Linked DNA regions of Mus musculus: region 2 is linked to region 1. The links are chromatin loops, found by intact Hi-C in ENCODE. Cell type or tissue: heart. All regions are shown on one strand.

Region 1 (8,000 bases):
AACTGCCATTAAACTAAGGAATTTCACCTATGAGCTAAGCCCGAGTCCCCCACCCTGGGCTTGTCCTCAGCCTGTGGGTCTCCTCTGTTCTCAGCTCTTTCAAGACTTCCAGCAGTGTCTGGATGTCCAGGAGTCTGAGAACTCCCGGCCCGGGCTCCTCATCGAAGGCCAATGGGCCCCCCACTCCTACCCTCATTCCCAGCCGGTGATGTCTGGATGTCCAGGAATCCTGGGAACCACAGCTTTGGCCTCTCACACCCTAGGCTGTGCTTTCCTGTCCCTTAAGCCGTGTGTACCCAGCAACCGACAGCCGTGGCTCAGGGTAAATGCAGTCTAATGTCTCTGTGTTCCGCCTGCCCAAGCTGCTGTTCCCACACCCCAGGGTCAGGAGGAACGCAGGGATTCTGGTCTTTCTGATTGTTTTTATTTTCAAGGTACTGGGGGATTGAACCCAGGGCCTTGGGCTAGGCAAGCATATACCACCAAACTACATGGCCATGTTTCTTACCTAGCTTTAGAGCACTGGTTGGCCATGTTCAATGCCAATGAGTATATGGCCCTTCTGTGTTACAGTTCAGGGGCAATTCTATTGAGTGCAGGATATGTGTTTTGAACATATTCATGGAACAAATGTTTATGCATGACAGATCAGGAAACAAAACAAAATATTCTGTAAACTCAAGTTCTGTATCCCAGGGAGGCAGACTTCTGCCAGGTGTCTATTTGAGGAGAAATACCTTTCTAAGTTTTAAAAATTGAAACAGAAAAGTTAGTGGGTGGTTGGAGCCAAGGGAAGAGGGGAGCTAAGGTTGTCTATTGCAGGAGGCAGGCATGTTTGGAACCGTTAGCCTGTAGGAATTTCCCCAAGAGCGTCTGCCTCCACCCAGAGATGAGCAGATAAACTGGCCCATGAGGAGGAGAGCTTTGTTTCTTTTGCATTCCTGGATGAGTCAAGCCTGGCTGTGTCTCCATTGGCTTCTAGAGATCCTCTCAGGCATTGCTGTGACTCCTTCAGTGCCCACCACTCTATGTCCCCTGGTCCATTTGGTCCCAAAGACTATTAACAGTTTCTATCTCTAGAACAGTTTCAGGAAGAAGGTTTTGGGCCTTTCCTGAGTCTGTAGGTGGCTGGCTGGCTGGAAGCATGTGCTTGCAGCCTGGCTTCATTTATGATCCTGGTGTAACATGGACAGGGGTCTACACTGCCTGCCAATCACTGCACTGCTTGCCCATGCCAGCAACACTGTTGCCTGGATGATAGGAGTAGCTTCTTTTTCTCTTTCTTTTTCTCTTTCTCTTTCTTTTTCTTTTCCTTTTTCTTTTTCTCTTTCTTTCTCTCTTTCTTTCTTTCATTCTTTCTTCTTTTTCTCTTTCTTTCTTTCTTTCTTTCTTCTTTCTTTCTTTCATTTCTTCTTCTTCTTCTTCTTCTTCTTCTTCTTCTTCTTCTTCTTCTTCTTCTTCTTCTTCTTCTTCTTCTTCTTCTTCTTCTTCCTCCTCCTCCTCCTCCTCTTTCTTCCTCTTCCTCTCCTTCTTCCTCTTCTTCTTTTTTTGTAGAGTGTGTGTACCTTATGTGTATGTGTGTGAATAAATGTGTGTGTGTGTGTGTGTGTGTGTGTGTCTAGAATAACACTGGTGTTATTTCTCAGGCACTGTCCCCTAAGACATGGGTCTTTCATTGACCTGGAGCTCAACAATTTGGCTTGGCTGGATGGCCAGTAAGCCTCGGAATCTTCTTGTCTTCTTGTGTCTACCTGTTCAGCCCTGGGATTATAGGAGTACACCCCCACGTGTAGCTTTGCATGTGGGTGTCAAGGGTCACATTTAGGCCCTTGGCTTTGTGGAGAAAGCACTTTGGCCACTGAACCATGTCCTCAGCCCTGCGGCAGCTTTTGATTCTTCTGTGTCATTTGTCCTCTCCCAATCTGTGCCCCAGGCTGATGGAACACAGCATCACAAAACCCATCATTTCTTCTCTTCACTGCCCCCCCGCCCCCTCCCCGGCCCACAAAGCTTCCCAGGATTCTCAGAGTAGAGATCAAAGTCCCTTGCCACATTGGCCAGGTTCCATGGCCTATGCCCTACACCAGCCTTGTTTGCCTTTCGGAGCCAGATGTGTGCCCTCGAGAAAGTGCCTTCCCATCTTTGAACTCCTGTTTCCTCCTCTGGAGAGCAGACATCATAACCCCAAGCATCCTGCAGCTCACGAGGCCCTCAGCCAGGTCTACACTGCTCTCACCTCTCCAAGCCTCTCCTCCTCCAAGGATAAACAGATTCCAAAGATCTTGATTCACAATAAACCTTTTCTTCTCTGAAAGAACAGCCTGACTTTACTCTAAGCTTTCTGATTCCCCAAGGAAGACTTTCTTCTCTGCTTCTTCTCTGCTGCCTTAGACTAAGTCGCCATTGTCCAGCTAGAAAGGGCACACTTCTGAAGCCACTCGTTAGCAGGATGTGCACTGTTATAGCCAATGTGAAGCCTCCTGTTTTACCTCAGCTATTGTTCCCCTTGTTCGAATATGAATGGCATACTTTCTTACAAGGAGGACTCTTTCAGCTCTGTGCCTGGAATCAAGTTTCCGGGAAGCAAGGACCTGGCCCCAGTGGTGGATTTATTGAAGGATGTTCTCGGGAACCCATCAGTCATTTTCTGGCCACATTTTTATTGATAGGCACAGATGATGGGGAAAGTAATGGATGTCTGCACAAAGAACAGGGAGCTGGGAACACAAGGAGGCACTCATCAGCAGAATGGAGCATTCATGGTATAAAGAGAATCTGTGAGCCTCACCTGCTGAGCCTCAGAAACTGGAGTCTTCTCTGAGGGCCTGGGTGGCAGGGAAGGCCCCCACCCCCGAAGTGAGGGCTTGGTGGACCCAGCACAGCAATTAGGTTAGAAGGAGCTACAGGCTCAGTATACCTCCAGCCCATATACTTTGTCTCATTGAACTGAAAAGACACCTGGCTTCACTGGCAATAAAGATGGAGGCTAATTTCACGAGAATTTTCACAGGGCACTCCAGAAGTGGGGACTGTCAGCATGGGAAAAGGACTTAAGTCACACAGGAATGTGGTCAGAAAATGACTGGTTCCCGAGAACATCCTTCAATAAATCAAGTACTGGGGCCAGGCCCTTGCTTCCTGGAAACCTGATTCCAGGCACAGAGCTGAAGGAGGCCTCCTTGTAAAACACTCCTCCAACACACTAACTCTTGCTTGCTTGCACTGCCTCAGAAGGTCAACATTGTCTTAGAACAGTTCATTGAACCGGTCATTCATGCGAAAGGTGGTTAAACCCACAGAGTAATGCTTATCACTGTGAGTTCACAGTTTTCTCTAATACAAAAGCATGCTTTTCTTTCTTTCTTTTTTTTTTTTTTTTACCCTCCAAGGAACACTGGAACGAAAACACAGGGTGAAGAGTCCAAAATGATTCCGGCTGGGAGAATAATTCAAGTTATAGCTCCAAGCTGGCACCGGAACACAACCAACCCCTGAATGTCCCAGGCCAGGCCAGTCCACATGTCCTGCTGTCCCTGGTCTCTTGCTGGCAGTAGCAAATGAAGGAGGCCAAGGGCGAGGCTGTCAGCAGCAGGAAGATTGTGGCCAAGTGTTCAGCACCATCAGGCCTGAGTGCATTACTGACCCCTCCTGGAGGCAGGAGCCCAAGCAGAGATGATTTCAGGGAGAGAAGGGACTGGAGGCAGTGGCCACTCATTTCCTCACTGACTGCAGAGAGACGAAATGTTCCGGAACTGGAAAACTACCAAGCTACTAAACCCCACGACCCGTTCCCGGGGGGGATGCCGCAGGGGTCATTCTTCAGGCAGATTGTCTGCCCCAGGTGGTGATCCTGCTCTCAACAGAGCGGAACAGCCGTGGGAAATGCTTATTTCTCTTCCATTTCCTCTCCCACCACTCCATATTTAATAAGTGCACAGAGAGGTCCCATCCCGCTGTGTCCTGGGCCTTTTGAAGCACCAGTGTATGCAATGCCCACCTTGCTCAGCCACGGAGGCGGTGGGGAGGTGTGCACAAAAGCAACAGTGGGATTTCTTGTGTGACATTTCCTTTGGGGTCTCAGTTGGCTGGACCATGGTTGGACGCCAAACATTATTCTGTGGGAGTGAGAGTGTGGGGCTTTGTTTTGTTTTGTTTTTGGATAAAATTAACATTTAAATTGAATTATTATTATTATTATTATTATTATTATTATTATTATCATTATTATTATTTTAGTGGTGTGGCTTGCCCGATTGCCCCATAGTAGGAATGGGCTCCATCAAACCGCTTGGAGGTCCTATGCCAACCCAAGAATGTCCTCCCCGATCAAGGAATTTTGCAGTAAATGCATTTGCCTTGAATGCAGCAGCATGTCTGCCCTTGGGTCCTGATATCTGGGGCTTGCCAGCCTCGACAACACAAAAGCCAATTTCTTAACTAAATAAGTTTCTTTGCACACGTGGGTCTTACTTTATAAAAAAAAAAACCGAAATAAAACAAAAACCAACCAACCAACCAACCAACAAACAGGGTTTTACCACGTTGCTTTGGTTGACTAGTCTGGCCTTGAACTCCAAGAGACCTACCTGCTTATGCCTCCCAAGTTCTGGGATTAAAGAATGTGTACACCCAAGCCCAATTGATGTGTGTGTGCATGTGTGTGTGTGCGCGCACACACACACACACGCATGCAGGTACCCTTGTAGGCCAAAAGAGGGTGTTAGATCTCCTGGCACTGAAGTTATAGAAGGTTGTAAGCACTCCATCGTGGATGGAGATCATTGAGGAGCTGAAGCTGTAGGAGTAGCAAGCACTCTCAACCACCGAGGCCTCTCAAGCCCTGCTTTAGCCGATTCTGGTTAATAAACTTTCCAGTCTCACCATACTCCACACACACACACACACACACATCACATCACACACGGGCATAACTTCTGTCCCGGGCCACCAGAGTCTTGATGCCAGGCTCTCCTGTCCATCTTCTCTGTGGTTGTCCTCCGTCCATGCCACCACCTGTCGCTCAGCCTCAGCTCCTCTCGCACCATCAGTTGTGGGCTTTTATCATGTGATTACTGCACACCAATAAGCTTTGCTCCTGGAGCTCCTGGCTCAGTCTCTATCAGACTTTGTTTTTGGTGAGCCAAAGAGCGGGTGGCAGAAAAAAGAACTACATTTCCTGTCGTTTTCAGTGTCACTCAGGCTAAATTTACAAATCGAGCACCATCATGGAAAATGCTTCCAGTGTTTGGGGAACACACCTTTGGGACCCTTCAGCATCCTGTGTGTTGTGTAATGGAAGTTGACAACACTTCATCACATCCACGTGGGATCACCAATGCCCACCCCACTCCACTGGCATTTCAGGGAAGGACTCCTGTCATCTTTGATCCCAGGACAATGACTTCCTTGGTGAAACTACCTCCTGCGATCTCTCTAGGACCAAGTGCTTTGCCCACCTTTTGTTAGAATGCATCCTCACTACACTGAAATAGAAAGGCGTCTTTCTCTCTGGCTAGGATTCAAGGATGCCAGTGTGTGCCTTCTCCTTCCCCAGGGACCTTCAGAGGAGGTCACTAGGCAAGCAGAGCCTCTCTTCTTTGCCTGCTTTCCACACATACTGAGAGATTAAACCAGGAGGCTGTGAGTGTCTGACTGACTCTGTTGTTCAGATGCAGGCCAAGTTAGAGAACTTGGGTTTTGCCTGGGCTGAGTGGTCCTTACGAAATCCACAAGGATCACTTGCTACACAAGACTACACAGGTCAGGGCCTGTAGGGAAGGGGAGCCAGTGCTGGCGAGGTGGCTGACTAACGTGGCCCAGATAGCCGCTCTCCTCAAAGGGGAAGAGCAGGCTGCCTTCCGCAAGCCCAACATTCATTTTCCCAGATGTCCTACTCATGAGCTCACGAGGCTGATCCTTCCTCATCCAGCCACAGGGTGGAACAGGGATATTGGACCCACTGGAATAACGCCACACTCGTTGCACTTTAGAAAGAAAGGAGGGCCAAGAAGACGGCCTAGTGGGCAAAGCGAGTTAGTAAGGTGAGGACCCAAGTTTCAATCCCCAGAGACTAGGTAAAAGCCAAGCCTGTTAGCATCTTCCTGTCATTCCAGTGCGCCTGTGACTAGATGGGAAGCAGAGACAGGAGACTCTCCGGAAGCTTCCAGGTCAGCTAGCCTGGCATACGCAGCAGCAGACGACAGTCTGTCTCAAACAAGGCAGAAATTTAAGACTCACCCTTGAGCCTGTGGCGTGGCCTCCCCATGTGGGACACAGCATATGCCTCCCTGCCCCCACACATACACAGAAAGAAAACCAGAATGATAGGAGGACCACCCCCCTTATTTTACAGATGGGAAGCCTGGGGCCTCAGGTTAGGTCACTCCTGACCTGAGTGTTTTGTAACCTTAGGCTGTCATGTGTGTGACAGATACTAATGGTAATACTGTGATACAACTCCAGAGTGAGAAGATGATAGCCTTTGCCTCTCACCATTAACTAATGCCCAGGGAATCCCGAAGCCTCCTTGGCATGGAGAGTGTAGAACCTTGGAGCAGGGTCCTGGAAGACTCTGCCCCTAGGAGATCTTGGCACAGTGCTATAATTGCAGATTCGGGAACCACTGGTCTAGGATCACTTAAGTCTCTCCACATAATTAGAAGAGGGAGAAATAACATGTCAGGATAAAACATGCATCTAATCACGTTAGAGAGCCCTGTTCATTCCCCAGCCTTGGCCCTTTCTGTTCCTTTTGGTCCTCGGTCATTGTAAATCAGTTCAAAAAGTGATTTCAAAATAGGAAAGGACCACGCGGTGGAGAGGCAGCCCTTCACATTTAATCTTGCTCTGGCGCCAGCTAGGATTTTAATTTTGAAGCATGGTAAGAAGGCAGAGGTGGCCTTTGGCCCACTGAGAAGCAGAATAACCTTATACGCAGACAGACGGACTGGGGGTGGGGCGGGGATACAGGGTGTGTGTGTGTGTGTGTGTTTGTGTGTGTGTGTGTGTGTGTGTGTGAGAGAGAGAGAGAGAGAGAGAGAGAGAGAGAGGGAGAGAGAGACAGAGAGACAGAGAGAGTCAGAGAGACAGAGAGAGAGAGATTTCCATCATAAAGAGCCTAAAATAAAGATTTCTCTCAAGGCTGGTGGGAGGGGCAGACATCTCCCATTTCTTCTTAAAGCGAATGTGAGCAAAGCGAGTCCAAAGACAGAACTTAAGCTGAGCTCTCTTTAAAAAGATGTAAAGGAAAAAAAAAAACCGAAAAGGCGAAGAAATGCGTCTTTATTACAATTTACTCAGGGAAAAACAAATGTCACTTTCCAAGGTTCCTATATCTCTGAGAACGTCAAGAGCTAAACCGAGAGAGGAAGGAGCTAGGTGGGTTGTTTGGGAATTTTAAGCTACTATGAAATAAATCTGAGCGACTACCGGGTTAGCTGACCCGGATCACTGGGATCGCCGCGGCCGGTTTGCTCTGCCCCCTAGCGGACATATGTGGTGCCGCAGCTCAGGGTTCCCGTTGTGGAAAAGCTTCAGACAGCGCCGCGCGCTGACTCGGTCAGCTCACAGCCTGGCTGGCGCTCTCCCCTTGCCTTCCTAAGGCATCCAGCCACCAGCAAAGCCGCAGGCTAGGTAGGAGTTTGCAAAGACGCCGAGATCTCTACCCCTGGTGGCACGGAGGGTGGCGCCAGCAGCTTTCCCAATCTGGGCGGAGAATCCATGCATCTCTGAGGCCATCCACTGTGGTGCAACTTCCCCGGTGGCAAGGCAACTTTGGGCTAACCTGCAGTCTCGCTTCAAGTGGCTGGGTCCTGCGCACTGTGGCGACAGGATGCCTAGGACCTACCTGTAGGACCCTCAGGTTCGGAGGGAAGGATCTGGCGCGTTTCACGTCTCTGGTTCCGGGAGGTGCTCAGGGTGTACCGAGAGAGACTGAAAAGTGACAGCTTGGACGAAGGTGCAAAGCCCCTGACTGTCGGGGCTCCTGGGCTGGGGATTCT
Region 2 (8,000 bases), 290 kb before region 1:
TGTGATAACTCCAGCTGTGTCAAGTTGACACAAAACTAGCCAGTACATGGGTGATCAAATAAATTGTAGGACTTCCCTTTTTTCCTAGATGTCTTTTTAATGGCTTGGTCCAGGAGTTCAGGCACACTCAAATGCTTCAGAATGTGGCCCTTCTTGGGGATCAAAGTATACCTAGACTGTATCTTTTAGAAGATGTTTCCTAGCAACTGATCCTCTTGATGCCCTATAAACCATGTCTCCTTATGGATGCTGTTGACTTCCAAGTTGTCTGTTATCTTTTGCACTTGAATGAGGATCTGAAGGATCTTCACCACTTTCCTTCCAGTATCTGGGCATCTGGAAAGCTGTGACAGGTACATGAATACCAAGAAAGGCAACAGAATTACTAGAAAAGGCCAGGCCTTAGGGGTCAACAGACCCAGCCTCTGGTCTCTGTTTTGTTTTGTTTTGTTTTCCCTTTTCATTTCTGATTTTATTAATTTGGATACTGTCCCTGTGCCCTCTGGTTAGTCTAGCTAAGGGTTTATCTATCTTGTTGATTTTCTCAAAGAACCAGCTCCTGGTTTTGTTGATTCTTTGTATAGTTCTTTTTGTTTCTATTTGGTTGATTTCAGCCCTGAGTTTGATTATTTCCTGCCATCTACTCCTCTTGGGTGTGTTTGCTTCTTTTTGTTCTAGTGCTTCCAGGTGTGCTGTCAAACTGCTAGTGTAAGCTCTCTTTACTTTCTTTTTGGAGGCACTCAGAGCTATGAGTTTTCCTCTTACTATTGCTTTCATTGTGTCCCATAAGTTTTGGTATGATGTATCTTCATTTTCACTAAATTCTAAAAAAACCTTTAATTTCTTTCTTCACCAAGTTATCATTGTTCAGCTTCCATGTGTATCTCTGATTTCCATTGGTTTTGTTGGTATTTCAGACCAGCCTTATTTTGTGCTGATCTGATAGGGCGCATGGGATTATTTCAGTCTTCTTGTATCTGTTGAGGCCTGTTTTGTGACCAATTATATGGTCAAGTTTGGAAGGTACCATGAGGTGCTGAGAAGAAGGTATTCTTTTGATTTAGGATGAAATGTTGTATAGATATCTGTTAGATCCATTTGCTTCATAACTTCTGTTAGTTTCACTCTGTCTCTGTTTAGTTTCTGTTTCCATGATTAGTCCATTGCTGAGAGTGGGGTGTTGAAATCTCCCACTATTATTGTGTGGAGTGTGATATGTGCTTTGAGCTTTAGTAAAGTTTCTTTTATGATGTGGGTACCCTTGCATTTGGAACATAGATGTTCAGAATTGAGAGTTCATCTTGGTAGATTTTTCCTTTGACCAGTATGAAGTGTCCTTATCTTTTTTGATAACTTTTGGTTGAAAGTTGATTTTATTTGATATTAGAATGGCTACTCCTGCTTGTTTCTTGGGACCATTTGCTTGAAAAATTGTTTTCCAACCTTTTACTCTGAGATAATGTCTGTCTTTGTCATTGAGGTGTGTTTCCTGTATGCAGCAAAATGCTGGGTCCTGCTTATGCATCCAGTCTGTTAGGCTGTGTTTTTTTTGAGGGGAATTAAGTCCATTGATGTTAAGAGATATTAAGGAAAAGTGATTGTTACTTACTGTTATTTTTATTGTTACAGGTGGAATTATGTTTGTGTGGCTATCTTCTTTTGGATTTGTTGAAAGATTATTTGCTTGTTTTTGTCTAGGGTGTAATTTCTCTCCTTGTGTTGGTATTTTCCATCTATTATCCTTTGTAGGGCTGGATTTATGGAAAGATATTGTGTAAATTTGGTTTGTCATGGAATATCTTGGTTTCTTTGTCTATGGTAATTGAGAGTTTTCCTGGGTATAGTAGCCTGGGCTGGCATTTGTGTTCTCTTAGGTTCTATATGACATCTGCCCAGGATCTTCTGGCTTTCATAGTCTCTGGTGAGAAGTCTGGTGTAATTCTGATAGTTCTGCCTTTGTATGTTACTTGACCTTTTTCCCTTACTGCTTTTAATATTCTTTCTTTGTTTAGTGCGTTTGGTGTTTTGATTATTATGTGGTGGGAGAAATTTCTTTTCTATTCCAGTCTATTTGAAGTTCTGTAGGCTTCTTGTATGTTTATGGGCATCTCTTTCTTTAGGTTAGGGAAGTTTTCTTCTATAATTCTGTTGAAGTTATTTACTGGCCCTTTAAGTTTGGAATCTTCACTGTCTTCTATACCTATTATCTTTAGGTTTCTTCTTCTCATTGTGTCCTAGATTTCCTGGATGTTTTCAGTTAGGAGATTTTTTTGCCTTTTGCAAAAAAGGACATATGCCCCACCCTAGTGTATAGCTTCTGAAGGCCAGTCACTATGCACATCTGTTTATAAAGTACCTATACATCCTCCCGTCCAAATGACACTAGGAGAGCATGAAGACACCCATCCTCTCCATAGACACCAAGGATGTTATAGGATAGTTGGGAATCCAAGTTCTTCTGAAGTCCTATGGACTTTAGGATTCTGTCATCCCTTTGCATGGTGGAAAAAGCATAGTAAGAGGGACCTACAATCCTGTGCTCATTAGACTCCCACAGTGGGGTCGGACATCTTGGCTTTGAACCTTGACTCCAGCAATGCTAGTGTTTTGACCTCAAGGAAGATGACTGAAGTGTTTTTAGGTCCTCCCTATAAATCAGAGTTCACAGGTGCCTTTTCATGGTTTTTGTTTTTTGTTTGGTTTGTTTTGGTTTGTTTTTTTTTGTTTTTTTGTTTGTTTGTTTGTTTGTTATTAATGAGAAATACTGTGGTGGATGTGGGTGCTTAGATCAAGGTTCATCATGTAGGAGGTGCTCAGTAAGCCTTATGTGACATTGCTGTTTAAACTGATGTCCCACTGTCTCCAAGAGTGTACTAAGGATGGCTTGAAATGCTCCTTCAATGGATGCAGATGATAGAAAGATGCTTGTAAACTTTGAAGTACCAGGCAAGCTTAAATACAACTTTACATGTCCTGAACTGGAACATCAAGTAGACTCTTGTAGGCTATTGAACTAAATTCTTACCCTACTGAAGTCTGTGTTTCAGGTCCAGTTGGTTCTGGGTATCTGTCTGTTTTGCACCTGTGGAAATATTCAGAAAGAAAAGTCTACACTGAGCATGAACAGACTTTCTTCTTACAATTATTCTCAGTAACTACTACATACTCAGTAATCTACTTACATAACATTTGCATTCCATTAAATATTGTACGTGACCTAGAGAGGACTTAAAGCCTACAGAAGGACACACTTAGGCTTTGTGCAGTTGTGGTACTGTTTATATAAGAGACTTGAACATTTGCAGATTTTGGCATCCATGAGGCAGACTGAGAACCAGCCCTTCATGAATACCAAAGGATAACTGTAATTAAATAAAGGCAACAATTGAGGGTTCCGGCATAAATCAACTCATTTCTGAGAGGCCTCTAAATACACTCTTCAGTGGCAGCTGTCTGCCATGTCACCATGTGCAGTTGGGTTCCCTGTTATCTTTGGGACCAGCCATCAATGGGATCATAGACAGTTGAGCCCCAGGTTCTCGGGTTTTATTCTTCATGCATGGGAGTTTTAGAACAGCCCAGGAAGGATCCTGGGAAGTTTGGCTTGTAGGGCATAGGAGGAGCATTGTGTGGCTCAAGGGTGTGTGTGTGAAAAATTGAGGTAATGGCAGGGGGTGGGTGGGGTGGGAGGAAGAAACCGAGGCAGGTGGAAAACATGGGAAGCGGAACACCCATCTGGGATGCTGCCCTGGTGCAGTTAGACAGATGCACATGTGGATGGCTGAGCAGAAGATCCAGCATGGCGTTTCTCAACCTTTCCAGTACTGTGACCCGTTAATACAGTTCCTCGTGTTGTGGTGGCCCCCCACCATCAAATTATTTTCATTGATACTTCATAACTGTAATTTTGACACTGTTATTATTATGCAAATACATGATATGTAATAGGTGGTCCCTGTGAAAAGATTGTACCCAAAGGGTTTGACACCCAGGGATTGAGAACCATTGATCTAGACACATGTAGAAATGCTTCTCCCACCCCAATGCATTACCCAGTGAGGATGATAGGTTGATGCTGAGATAAACAGACTTGGAAAGCTGAAGTAGAAAAGTTGATGTAGCAATCTTCACTGAACCCAGGAGGTGTGTGTGTGTGTGTGTGTGTGTGTGTGTGTGTGTGTGTAGATACAAGCAGCAGAAGCTGAATGCCTCTGAGCAGAGAGGGATCGTGGAGCATCTGAAGGGACAACTGCAGTAGGTGCTACCAACTCTTGACTATCTTCAATGCTTGCTGTGAACCACAGCCTAAAGACCCTGGGAACAACAGGACCTTGTCGCTCACCTGGAAGGCTGCACTCATTCCTTCTGGCCACTAGATGTCAAACACGTACCACTGACAATATTTTCTGGGCTGTGGGGTTTACAAAGAGTGTCCTGGAACTGGCATACTGGAGTGGATGAGATCAGTGAGAAGTGGGTTCTCAAAGCCCTGGGGGAAACTACTAAAGTGAGCCCTGTCGGGTGGGCTGCAGAGGAGTCTCCATCAAGATCTGAGAGGAAGCGCTGGCTACGTGTCTCATTCATAGGATGCTTTGTAAGCTTGGAAAGGTTTCAGGATGCAACTTCAGGCTCAGAATTCCCCCTGTTATAATCATATCCTGTTTTGTAATAGAAGCTGAGCAGCAGAGTGCAATTTGCTTTGTTGGAATTCTTTGTATAGCTAAGGTTGAATGTATTCCAGGGACCGCAGAGTATCTATTAGGTTATGTAACAGGGCCGTGTGCAAAGCCCATTTTAGGGCTTTTCCATTGACTTCAGGGTGGAGATAAGGAAGAAGGATACACGGATCACGTCTGGCAGGACTAGAGAGGATGGCCAGCAAGAGCCTGGCTTACCATATCACTTGTAGGTTGTCGTGGCTCTTCTTAATTTTTTGTTTATTAGCTCATGCTTGACACTTAGTAGGGCCTCAGTGATGTGATGATGATAATGATGATGAGGGTGATAATGATGTCACTCACGATAAAGCTGTTTCACCTGAGGAGCATCTTCATTTCCAGCCCTAAGGGACTCTGTGCAGAAGTAAAGAGGCTAAGGTGAATGTGTAATGGGAAAGCAAGAGTTCTGTGGCCCTTGGGGTGGGGCCAGGGACCACAGAATGTACCGTGCTGAGCCATAATGGCCTATTGGTTTCTTGTACGCATTGTCCTCAGGTCATGAAAACCTACCACATGTACCATGCAGAGAGCATCAGTGCAGAAAGCAAGCTGAAGGAGGCTGAGAAGCAGGAGGAGAAACAGTTTAACAAGTCAGGAGAGCTAAGCATGAACCTGCTCCGGCACGAGGACAGACCCCAGCGCCGCAGCTCCGTGAAGAAGATTGAGAAGATGAAGGAGAAGGTGAGTGAGAGGAATGGGGCAAAGCACGGAGAGGAGAGCGGTGCTCTCAGCCGCTCCTCCTTCGCATGAAGGATGAAGGAGCCTGGCCTGGTTCCATTTGTGTGGCTGGGATAAAACATCCTGACAAAAAGCAACTTAGTGGAGAAAGAGTTACTTTAACTCACACTTACAGTCTACGACAGCAGAGATATCCAGGGAGCAGGTCCTGAAAACGGTTTCTCATATCACATCCACAATCAAGGGCAGAGAGGATGGAACACATGTGCTCACACAATTGCTCGCTTATGCTAAGCTAGCTTGATTCACTTAACAAAGTTCAGGACCCAGCCAATGAGGTGGTGTCACCACATTCAGGGTGGGTCTTCCCATCTCACGTCACTCAGTTAAGACAATCTCCTCTAGGCGTGTCCAGAATCCAACCCAATGTAGACAGTTCCTCATTGACACTCTCTTCCTGGGCAATTCTGGGTTGTCAGGTTAACATTTAAAGCCGTCACAAGTCTGTTGTGAAATTGCCATTGCTGTGTCAAAGACCATAGCTTCAGAATCACTGTGTATGGGTGCTGCAAGGCTTTTTGTAGGCATGGTGGAGGGAGCTCAAGATTTGGAGCCTGGGGTTTATTCGTTTGTTTACTTGCGTACATTGTATGCAAGTGTATGCACAATCGTATGCAGATGTGGTCCTCACCGTCTTGTGTCTATGTAGAGACCAGAGGGTGACATCAAATACCTTCCTCTATTGCACTCTGCCTTCCTGTTTGAGACAGGGTCTGTCTCTGAACCTGTAGTTCATTGGCTAGACTGGCTGTCCATCAAGCCCCCAGGAGTCTCCTGTCTCTGCCCCTCCGCCAGCTCTGGGGTTACAGACCTACATTTAGTTTCCACATGGATGTCAGGGATCCAAACAGGTCTTTATGCACACACAGCCACCACTTCACCCACTGAGCCCTCTCTGCCACCTCTGAGCTGGGGTTTTAAATGCTACATTAACACTGATCCCTGAGTTTCAGTTGTTAAATCTGATAAATACGTCTCATTGCTCATGTTGGCTCTGATAAATTGATAACGGCTGCCCAGGATGCTCTATTGAGGATTCTGAAGCTATATCAAGGCTTAGCTGAAAAGGTGCTGAGATCGGTTAATGATGTCTGCTATGGCCAGAGAGTTTTGAAGGGCAGGACACATCTGTGACTTCTAACTCTCCTTTCTTCTTCAAAAGCTATAATCTTCTTGCTGAATCTCTATATCCATCTATTCCCCAGCACCAGGAAACATTTGCAGAGTTCTTCTATATGCCAGCCACTGTGTCTGATGTTTATCTGCTCTTCCATGGGCCTAACTCTATGATTATAGGATCCGTTAGAAATTACAGACTGGATGGGAACAAAACCCAATAGAACCTGGGTAAACAGGGAAGCATATAAAAGTGTGTGTGTGTGTGTGTGTGTGTGTGTGTGTGTGTGTGTGCATGTCCTGGTATAATTTTTGAAATTGAGGAAGACCCAAAATCCAGACAAAGATGTCATACCAAAATGGGCAATAAATAAAGTTGAATAGACATTTCTTTTTTTAATATTTTATGTCTATGGGTGTTTTGTCAACATGCATATATACACCCCACTTGTATACCTGGTGCCCTCAGAGACTAGAAGAGGATTCATATTCCCTGGAACTGCAGTTATAAGCAGTTGTGAACCACCATGTGGGTGCTGGGAATCAAACCTGGGTCCTCTAGAACAGCCACTGATCTTACCTCTTGAGCCATCTCTTTAACATCTGAATAGACAATCCTTAGGACCCTGTCTAGGTGGTCTGTAAATACAGAGCAGTCTGCGTGGCATCACTAAGGATGAAGGAAATGTAAACAAAAACCATAGCTCAATAGTGCTTCACAAGCCACCAGAAGGACCACGATAACAAAGGCTGGCAGGAAGAAGCAGGGATGCAGATGTGGAAATCAGGGAACCTTGCACCAGTGTCAGGGACAGGTTGTGTATGTGGGTGGTTCTGTCACTGTGGAAAGCCATCTGGTTGCTCTTCAGTGGACCAGGCTACCATGTGTCTCAGTAGCACCTCTCCTGGGTGTCTGCCCCTGGGGCATGAAAACATATTTGTATAAAAATTTGTATGTGAATGTTCACAGTAGCACTGTTCATCATACCCAAAAGATGAAAACTACTTGAATGGAACTCAATCATGAAAAGGAATGAAGTCCTGATACAAGCCACAATGTGGATGAACCCCAAAGTGAAAGAAGCCAGACACAAAAGGCCACATGCTCTACAAAATAACTTATGTAAAATGTCCGGAATAGACACACCGAGAGACACGGGAAGTAGATTGTTGGTAATCTGAGGAATTGGAGGAGAATGAGAGTGTGGCTGCTCACTGGGGCAAGGTTTCTCTCCAGAGGAAGTGCCTGGGTGGAAAGATACTGGCTAAGATTGTAGAGGCTCATTCCTGGTGTAGTCATATGCTAATTAGCAACTTGGCTCCTGGACAAGCCACTTTTCTTCTTGAGTTCTCATTTCCTTGCCTATAAATAGATGAGTTCAGCTAAGATGCCATGACTGTCCTTTTCAATTCTAAAATGAACTCAGT

What was found. Hi-C counts contacts between places; a loop is a spot of excess contacts. Peaks named below come from ENCODE experiments on the same cell type or tissue, not always from the same donor. Only the 100,000 strongest peaks of a DNase experiment are listed, where the experiment ranks them.
Region 2: it touches region 1 in a loop (2.5-fold over the local background); 2 of 42 quality-filtered maps call a loop at or near these places.

Annotation. Positions count from the first base shown.
Region 1 is chr6:112,490,579-112,498,578 of GRCm38, reverse strand. It overlaps a transcript of Oxtr not described here. Among named protein-coding and RNA genes, the nearest start is that of Oxtr, 4.8 kb to the right of the region's middle. In heart, a CTCF peak has its summit at 3,664 (motif pointing left); DNase peaks (open chromatin) are centred at 3,618 and 7,588; H3K4me3 peaks cover 536 bases; H3K27ac peaks cover 284 bases; H3K27me3 peaks cover 4,447 bases.
Region 2 is chr6:112,778,272-112,786,271 of GRCm38, reverse strand. It overlaps Srgap3 (SLIT-ROBO Rho GTPase activating protein 3), which reads left to right. Exons shown (of 22, transcript NM_080448.4): 5 at 5,214-5,399. Among named protein-coding and RNA genes, the nearest start is that of Gm26799, 82 kb to the right of the region's middle. In heart, a CTCF peak has its summit at 4,372 (motif pointing right); DNase peaks (open chromatin) are centred at 4,701 and 7,891.